2 separate regions of the Homo sapiens genome follow, and region 1 is linked to region 2. The links are chromatin contacts, found by Hi-C or POLR2A ChIA-PET in ENCODE. All regions are on one chromosome and are shown on one strand. The core of a region is the stretch at or near the end of the contact, and the rest is flanking DNA. Distances in the headings are between cores, read along the strand shown. Region 1 overlaps LOC105374618 (a long non-coding RNA gene). Region 2 overlaps LOC124901165 (keratin-associated protein 5-5-like).

Region 1 (3,827 bases), core at 737-3,236, 37 kb after region 2:
TCCAGCCTGGGTGACAGAGCAAAACTCCATCTCAAAAAATAAAACAAAACACAAAGGGAATCTGAAACCCCAATCTAATAAGGTTACATTATCTATAAGCTGAAACACTCAATGGAACAACATTTTGGAAGAGTTTTCTATTTTCGTGGTTCATGAAATCATTGTATCTACCATGAAATATTATACATCACAATATGACTAAAACTGAAGGGGGTTCAGATGACCACGAGGCAACTCAGGACCCTCTAGACAGCAATGGCATGGTGGGGGGACTTGCCAGGCTTCTCTGCCAGCCTTGCTGTCTGGGTCTACCTGCTCGGGGGCTCCGGGGGCCATGCTGACCACAGGGCGGCCTGGAAGCGGTGCTGATGCTAGCGGAGGAAGAAGAGGGTGTGCGATGGAGCTGGAGCTTGCGGGGAGCTGGAGCTTGCGGGGAGCTGGAGCTTGCGGGGAGCTGGAGCTTGTGGAGAGCTGGAGCTTGCGGGGAGCTGGAGCTTGCGGGGAGCTGGAGCTTGCGGGGAGCTGGAGCTTGCGGGGAGCTGGAGCTTGTGGAGAACTGGAGCTTGCGGGGAGCTGGAGCTTGTGGGGAGCTGGAGCTTGGGGGAGCTGGAACTTGCAGGGAGCTGGAGCTTGTGGAGAATGGGAGCTTGCGGGGAGCTGGAGCTTGAGGAGAACTGGAGCTTGCGGGGAGCTGGAGCTTGTGGGGAACTGGAGCTTGCGGGGAGCTGGAGCTTGCGGGGAGCTGGAGCTTGCAGGGAGCTGGAGCTTGCGGGGAACTGGAGCTTGTGGGGAGCTGGAGCTTGTGGTGCCGACCCAGGACCAGTTATGGACTGGGGGAACCCAGAGGACAAAAGAAGGACTCCTCATTCAAAAGTCGTTAAGAGTTTGAAGACGGCAATGACAGAGTATTAAACTAGGTGGGAGCCCCTTCTGTGCCTGGGGCCTCGTGTGACTGCAAAGCCCACGGGTCCTTGAAGGCAACCCTGGTCTTATGGCACAGACTGTGGGGACAGCTCCTAGGTTCTCCCCTTGGCCAAGCATGACATTGCCTTCAAGGGGCCAGGGAGAAGGGCAGTGATGATTGTTGACAGCTCAGGAAGGAGGGGCAGTGGCTAAACTATGTGGATCATATGTGCCCACCAAGGGGTCAGCCTTGAAAATTCTCTCTAGGCTTTATGACCATTGAGGGAGGAAATTGTTCTTGTTGTCAGAGAGGGTAAAATATATCCTGGGGGACAAAGATTTTTGTGTTTTTACTTTTTGTTCTCTGCTTCATTCCTTCCTTCTCCCTTCCTTCTTCTCTTCTTCCTTTCTCTTGCCCTCCCTCCCTCCTTCCTCCTTCCTTCCTGTCCTTCCTTTTCTGTCTTTCCTTCCATCCTCGTGCCTTTATTTTATTATTATTATTATTTTTAGCACAGTTAGCCAGCTGTGTGTAGGGGCATTAAAGGTCAGCCCCGTTAGTCCCATTGAAAGAACAAAATACCAAGGATACATTTATACCCTCTATCTGTTGCTGGACAGCTGATTGAATATTTTTCCCCCTCAAAACCATATTTCTTCAGGTGTGTTGATGGTTCTGTTTTTGTATTAAATAGAGCCAACCTCTTCCTACTTCTGTGTTCTTGCTCTAAGCTGGCTAGGGACGAGGTTACCAGCGACCCAATTCAATCAGCAGCTGCTGGCTTTAAGCGGGTCCAGGAGTTCACTGTGTGAATGCAGCCATTAGCTGGCTTTAGACTTGGAGAGATAATCGATATTTTTCTGGGCCGTCTTGGTCTCGCCTCTTTGGCGGAAGAAAGCAGCACCCACACAGTGTGTAACATCTGATCCCGGTCCAGCTCCCGCGGGCTGGGCTCTGCCCGTTGTGAGTGGCCGACAGCTCCGCCAGCGCCTGTTTCCATCTGCCGAGCCATCCTTTCTTCTGAATGTGAACTGTTTTCTTGGTTTCTTTCTGGCATCAGAAAGCAACAATGAGTGATTATCTGATGCAGCATCCCTGGGGCCCCAGGTGCTGGTGACTCATTCAAGTCTCCCTGCAAACCAATTCATTAAACCTGCTTCATCTGGGACGTGCTGAGAGTGGAGGTATATTTCAAAAGCGGTTTGGCAGCAACGCTGCAATTAAACAAGGAGGGAAGGAGAGCAGAGGCGGAGGAGGAAGGCGCGATTTAGTTGTGACTTGAACACCGTCTACACCAGCCAAAGAAGGCTGGTCCACACTGGCTTTCAGCTGAGGGGAGGGGCAGTGCCCAGATCATGTAATTTTTGAAATTATGTTTGTAATTAACTTCACGATATCTCCAGGGAATTCTGGAAAGACAGCAAGAAAAAACACTGCAGTATCTGTCCTATCAGATACTACAAAGCACCTAATGAGGTATCCTTAGGACATTAGAAAAAACACTCACTCAAAAAAGGTAGAATTCTTCCTTTGTATTCTTGGGGTGTTGGTTAGGGTGGCCGGGTTCTTCGTTAAGTTCATCGTTAAGCAAGCAGGGTCTTGCTGCCTGTGAGATGATTCACGGAGTTTTAGTTTTTACTCTTCAGGCACGGTCTGGCTTTCCTCCTAATAGTCTTTTACCAAGCAACCTCTTCAGGAACTTTTAAGTTCATGCAGATTTTTAGGAAAGTTAAATCTAAAATATTTTGTGATAACAATTTGAAGGTCAGAAAACATGGCTATCTCCCTACTTATCAGTTGTTTTAGTGAGCCTTGCCCCTTTGAATTATGTTCTAATATTTTAATACAATCTCCATAAAAACAATAAATTTACAAGAGAAGCAGAGTCCCAAGTCAAGCGCCCTCGACCACATTCAGAACTTTCCTGTCTCAGAGCTTGGCTATTTGCATCGCTGGATATAATCACGGGGCAAATTGTGCAAGAATGAGCAATGGAAGACGTCTGGCGATTGAGCGATTTCTCAGCCCCTGGATGTAGTGAGCAGAGTTGGAATAGATGGATGAGACCTGACATATCCAAGTAAAAGCAGCCAATGAAGCAGCTTAATGGGCTCCCCGGGGCGTCCTGGGAGTACACGCCACCTTCACCCATTAACGATTAGCTCCGCTCCAGACGTCTCAGCTGCCATGCAGCCCCACGCAAAGAAGCTCAGGAGACCAGCACCTGCCTTCTGACAGCTTACAGTCCAGTGGGCTTCAGTGAAAGGGGTGGGATCCAATCATCCCCATGAACTTGGGACCTGAAACTTCTTTGCTGGAAGCTTCTTTCTCAAAGAGCGCCAGGAAACCACGGTTTCAGGTACACACAGTCAGCATGCGCTGTAGCAATGTGCTTTGCAGCTGGAACTCCTATCAAGCATCCTAGGCAAGGCATGCACCCCAGCGCCAGAGAGAATCAGGAAGGGGAAGGTGCCCTGAACCTCAGACAAGAACCCCTTCCAGAAACCACCACCAAAGCCATCACTGTGTTTCCACCCTCAGACCTGTGTCTCTTTAGCTTCTTGGTAGAGGAAGAAGAGGAGCTGGGTGGGCAGGGCTCAGCAGCTTCTAAGTTTTTGCCATGTTTATGGACAAGTGGGCCAGTTCAGATTTGGATTAGATCACCTAAGAGAAGGCGTGGAAATTTGAAAGAGTTTTACAACAGGAAACTGGCAGAGAATGTCGTTGCTCTCTAATGCCGTGTTTCTCCTTTTCCTGGGCACACAGCCAAATTACAGCCCAAGGTCTCCTTGCACCTGTGAGTTCTGCCCAAGCCTGTGTTGGTGGGCGAGATGGAAGCTACCTCCAGCTTAAATAATCTGTTCTTTTTACTGTTCTAGTCCATGGTAGATTTGGATGCCATGCGTTAAAGATGGCAGTGCCACAG
Region 2 (4,198 bases), core at 459-2,958:
TCTCCGTGTTTTGACGAATGCACACCTGTGAGGCCCAAACCTTTAAAAAGACGACATAGAGGCCGTCACGCGGAGGCCGTCACCCCACAAAGCTCCCTCATGGGCCTACCCGGCCAATCCTGGCCCCCAGCCCCCAGAGGCAGCCACTCTTGTTTTCATCTGTTTTACTTTTCCATCACAATTAGCCTTGCCTGACCTAGAACATCATGTCAAATGGGGTTGTGGAGTGTAAGCATTGTGTAGACGTCTTCTGCTCAGCAGGATGTTTCTGGGATTGAGCCGTGTCACTGCGCGTGGCAGGAGCTCCCGTCTCTCCATTGCCGAGTGCAGGTCTCTCCATTGCCGAGCGCCGCTCCAGCCTAGGGGCACAGCCTGTGCTGTGGTTCATCCATCCTCCCATGCCAGACCTGGCGCTGCTGCCTGCTTTGGCTATGCTGGGGGGAGCACAGCACAGGTGGTTCATCCATCCTCCTACACCAGACCCAGGCTACTTCCCGCTTTGGCTATGCTGGAGGGAGCTGCTGTGGACATTCACATGCGGGTATGCCATGGACACATATTCACTCCTCTTGGATGACATTGCTAGAAAGGCGTGTGCTGGGCACTCAGGCGAGTGTATCCTTAACATTTTCAAAAGTTGCTGGAATTTTTTCTCCCCAATAGTTGCACCATTTCACATGCCTAGCAAATAGGTAACAATTTCAGGGGAGGAGAGAGTGAGGGGGTGGTGAGAGATTGGTCAAGGGTATGAAGCTGTGGCTGGATGGCAGGAATAAGTTCAGGTGTTCCATTCCCTAGCAGGGTGACTAGAGTTAGCAATGGTGTATTACTGCTCACTTCAAAATTGCTGGAAGACGTTTTGGAATCTTCTCATCATCAAGAGGTGATTAGTGTTTAGGATGATAGATATACTGATTTCCTTGATGTGGTCATTACATGATTTATACACATGCGGAATCATCATGCCGTACTCTGTAACGTGTGCCTCACATCCTCAGCAACACCTGGTGTTGTGGGTCTTTTTAAGGTTTAGATATTCTGAGAGGCGTGTGGTGATTTCATACTGTGGATTTAATTGGTGTGTCCCTGATAGCTGATCATGTTACACGTTTCCTTGTGCTGACGACTGGCCATATCTTTCTCTCCTAAGTAAATGTTCAATTTTTTAAAAATTATGTTATCTTTCTAATATGCAGTTGGATGATTTCTCTATATATCCTGGAAACTAGTGCTTTGTTAGACACATGCTTTTCAGATATTTTATCTTTCTCTATGGCTTACCTATTTATGAATGATGTGTTTTAATAAACAAGTTTTACATTTTAATTATGTTCAATTTATCTATTTTTAATAGTTATTACTTTGTGTGCCCTCAGAAACCTTTGCCCAACCCTGAGTCACGCTGTTACTTTCCTTTGTTGTCTGTTTGCCACGCCTTGTTTTGGTCTCCCCAGCTTTTTCCCGTCTTCTGTTAAATTAACAGAATTTACTTTACTTCCTTTTTTTTTTCACTACTGGTTTTAATGCCAGGTCTAACCATAAGTTGGCTAAAGGTGGCCAGTATCTCTATTAATCTTCTGATTGTACAGAGACCCTGGGAATCTTCCATTCCAACTCTCTCCCCACCAAGCTATCCAATAAGCCACACTGCCCGGCCTCCTGGTGTCTCCTTGCTATGACGCCCTTCCCAGGGTCTCCCAGGTGTTTACAATGTCTTCACTCTTTTGCCTCTGACCTCTGACTCACGGGTTCAATATTTTCTCACTCAGGTGTATCCTTTCAATGAGGGCGAATTCTTTCAGGATTTTTCAGTGAGGTTTCCTGAGTCATACCTTCTCTCAGGTCTTTGAATGTGCCACTGTTTTCCCTCAGTCTGGATTGACAACTGAATTCTAAATTGACAGTTAATCTTCCCTTGGTGCTATGAGATACCCCAAGGTCTGCTGGTACCCATGGCATGGGCTAGGAGTCTGCAATCAGGCTAGCTGGTAGATGATGTTCCTTTTCTCACTGTTACTTTTGCACAAAGCAACAAGAGGTTTTTCTCCTGTAGCCATTCATTGTTTCAAAGGCATTTGAGGTCTGCTTTTCATTTTATATCAGATTTTCTTGTTTTTCATGGCACTTCATTAAATCATGTAATAAAAAAATAATAGCAGTACACAGGTTTGGAAATACAGCCAGCTGAGCTGATTCATGAACACACAATGGGTGGGGCGGAGCAGTGCGGGCATCCAGAGGTGCAGCCAGCATATGTGGGCACTGATGCTCTGTACGCCCATCAGCACACCTTGGGGTTGGATGGGAAGCGTGTGTGAGTTGGTTCTGGGCTTTAGTGGGGTTACTGGAGGGAGCGGCATAGTGCTGATTTTATAGTCTTTGTCAGACAGTTCAGTCATCTCTACTTCTGAGGGCATGCATTCTCCCCTGCTCTCAACTCCCCATCTCTCTCTCCTGTCCATTGTTGCCTGGGGACTTACCTTTGAAGAGGGGTTTTCTGCAGGAGTTCTGCCTGCTGTAGCCTGGGAAATCTTTCTCCCTACAATTTCACATTGAAGTCGGCCAGGACGTTTGCAGTTTCACTGGATTCAGACCCTTTTTGTTTTCATTTTTCATTTACATTCTAAACAAGGTGGGTGGTATTAATTCAGACACCACACCCATACATGGCCAGATCTGGGCTCCTGCAGGTTACAGGGGGATGCTTTTCCCTTGGAGAGACTCACATGGGGGTGGGGTCCCCTGATACTTCCCATCAGCACCTGGCTCTATGCAGGGGCCTCAGGACCTTTCCTGACTGGAAGCTTGTACCATCTGGCGTCCCTGTCACCTGCCTCTGTAGGCCTCAGGGCTGCAGCTGCCCGGGTTGTTGTTTTGAGTCGTGTCTTTGCTTCTGGCTCCTAGGAATGTCCCTTCCTCTCATGCTGGAACACGTATTTGCGTTGGGGGGACTACGTTTCACGAGCTGCGTGCCTGTTGGCCGTCCTGCCAGTTCAGCTTACTCTGCATAGTAACTGGAGCTTTTCTCGTCAGGGAGTTGACCTTTATGTGGCCTACCATGCACCGCACGCTTGCTCCACACTCAGGACACATGACACACACTCCATGAGGAGATACAAGCTCCTGACCTCACGTGGCTTCCTGTCTAAAGGGAGAAAATGCAATAAATTAAAGTCTAGGACTCTACCTGTTAATTAGCGATGGGCTGAGTCTACAGAAGGAAACGATCCCAAGTGCAGGTCTGGGGAGTGAACATGGAGGGTCCCGGGAATGGCGGATGCAGAGGAACCGTGGGGCAGGAGGGGTGGTGGGCACGGTGTCCATTCCAGGCAAAGAGCCAGCCCCAACTAGCACAGGGACCTCCCAAAACTTCAGCCTAGGATTTAGCAGAGCAACCTCTGCTGTGAGATCACAAGCATCGGCCACATGCGAGCTCTGGGAAGAATGTTATTAATATTTTTGTGTCTAAGGATTTAAAATTATCACGTGGATTTTTAACTTGCTAGGGCAGTGCCTATGGTATTGACACTTACATGAAGGCTCAGCCTTGACTTTAAACGGTGGAAGCGTCTCTCCTCTTGATGTGGCGGCAGGAAGTGTCTCCCACGCGAGGACTCTGTGCTAAACGTGTGACTGTCGCCCCCATTGTGAGTCTTTTGGGCTTCGCTCCCTCGATTGGATCCCGTCATTCAACAAGGGGACTTTTAAGACATCATGAAGACCTCAAATCTTCTGACGTGAAGTTAGGGAGATTATCCTAGGTGTACCTGAGCTAACCCAGGTGCCTTTAGGAGAAAGCAGAGGGGTCACCCCCGCTGGTGTTGAAGACATACCTGGCAGGGTTTTGAGAGAAGTAGACCAGGGGCAAGGGCCTGATTCCTGCCAGCACTTGGTGAACTTGGAAGAGGCTCCAGAGCTCAGATGCGACCCGACCCTGGCAGGTGCTGACTTCAGCCTGGTGAGACCCTGAGCAGAGGACTCAGTGCAGCCCCACCTGGCTCCCAAACACGGTGCTGTGAGCAGACACACGGGGGTCTTTAGCCACTGAATTTCCATGGCTTCTTACACAGCAAGATGAAGCTAGCATGGTGTCTTGGTCCCTTCAGCCTGTATGACAAGAATGCTGCAGACTGGGCAAATTATCGATGCCAGGACTCCATCCCTCACAGTTCCGGAGGTTTGGGGGGTCGATATCATG

The links. A loop is a pair of places that touch in the nucleus more often than their neighbours do. ChIA-PET counts read pairs that join two places held with the same protein, here RNA polymerase II (POLR2A). Pooled maps may share reads with other maps.
Region 1: a map of mammary epithelial cell shows a loop between it and region 2 (3-fold over the local background). The contact joins two enhancer-like sites. A Hi-C loop is called at or near these places in 1 of 168 maps with a recorded cell type or tissue (mammary epithelial cell), 1 of 37 single-sample maps with no recorded cell type and 1 of 50 pooled maps. POLR2A ChIA-PET finds 5 or more read pairs at or near these places in 2 of 52 experiments (HEK293 and MCF 10A).

What each region holds. Positions count from the first base shown.
Region 1 is chr5:1,971,830-1,975,656 of GRCh38, forward strand. All of the region lies in intron 2 of LOC105374618 (a long non-coding RNA gene), which reads left to right. Among named protein-coding and RNA genes, the nearest start is that of CTD-2194D22.4, 86 kb to the left of the region's middle. RefSeq lists an enhancer at 1,850-2,349. Within about 2 kb of position 1,987, at least 2 of the 41 ENCODE cell types and tissues checked have a DNase peak (open chromatin) inside an H3K27ac peak, as active enhancers do; they include mammary epithelial cell, where a contact is called at or near this core.
Region 2 is chr5:1,934,868-1,939,065 of GRCh38, forward strand. The region is part of intron 2 of LOC124901165 (keratin-associated protein 5-5-like); the gene reads left to right. All of the region lies in intron 2 of LOC105374618 (a long non-coding RNA gene), which reads left to right. Among named protein-coding and RNA genes, the nearest start is that of CTD-2194D22.4, 50 kb to the left of the region's middle. Within about 2 kb of position 1,709, at least 2 of the 41 ENCODE cell types and tissues checked have a DNase peak (open chromatin) inside an H3K27ac peak, as active enhancers do; they include mammary epithelial cell, where a contact is called at or near this core.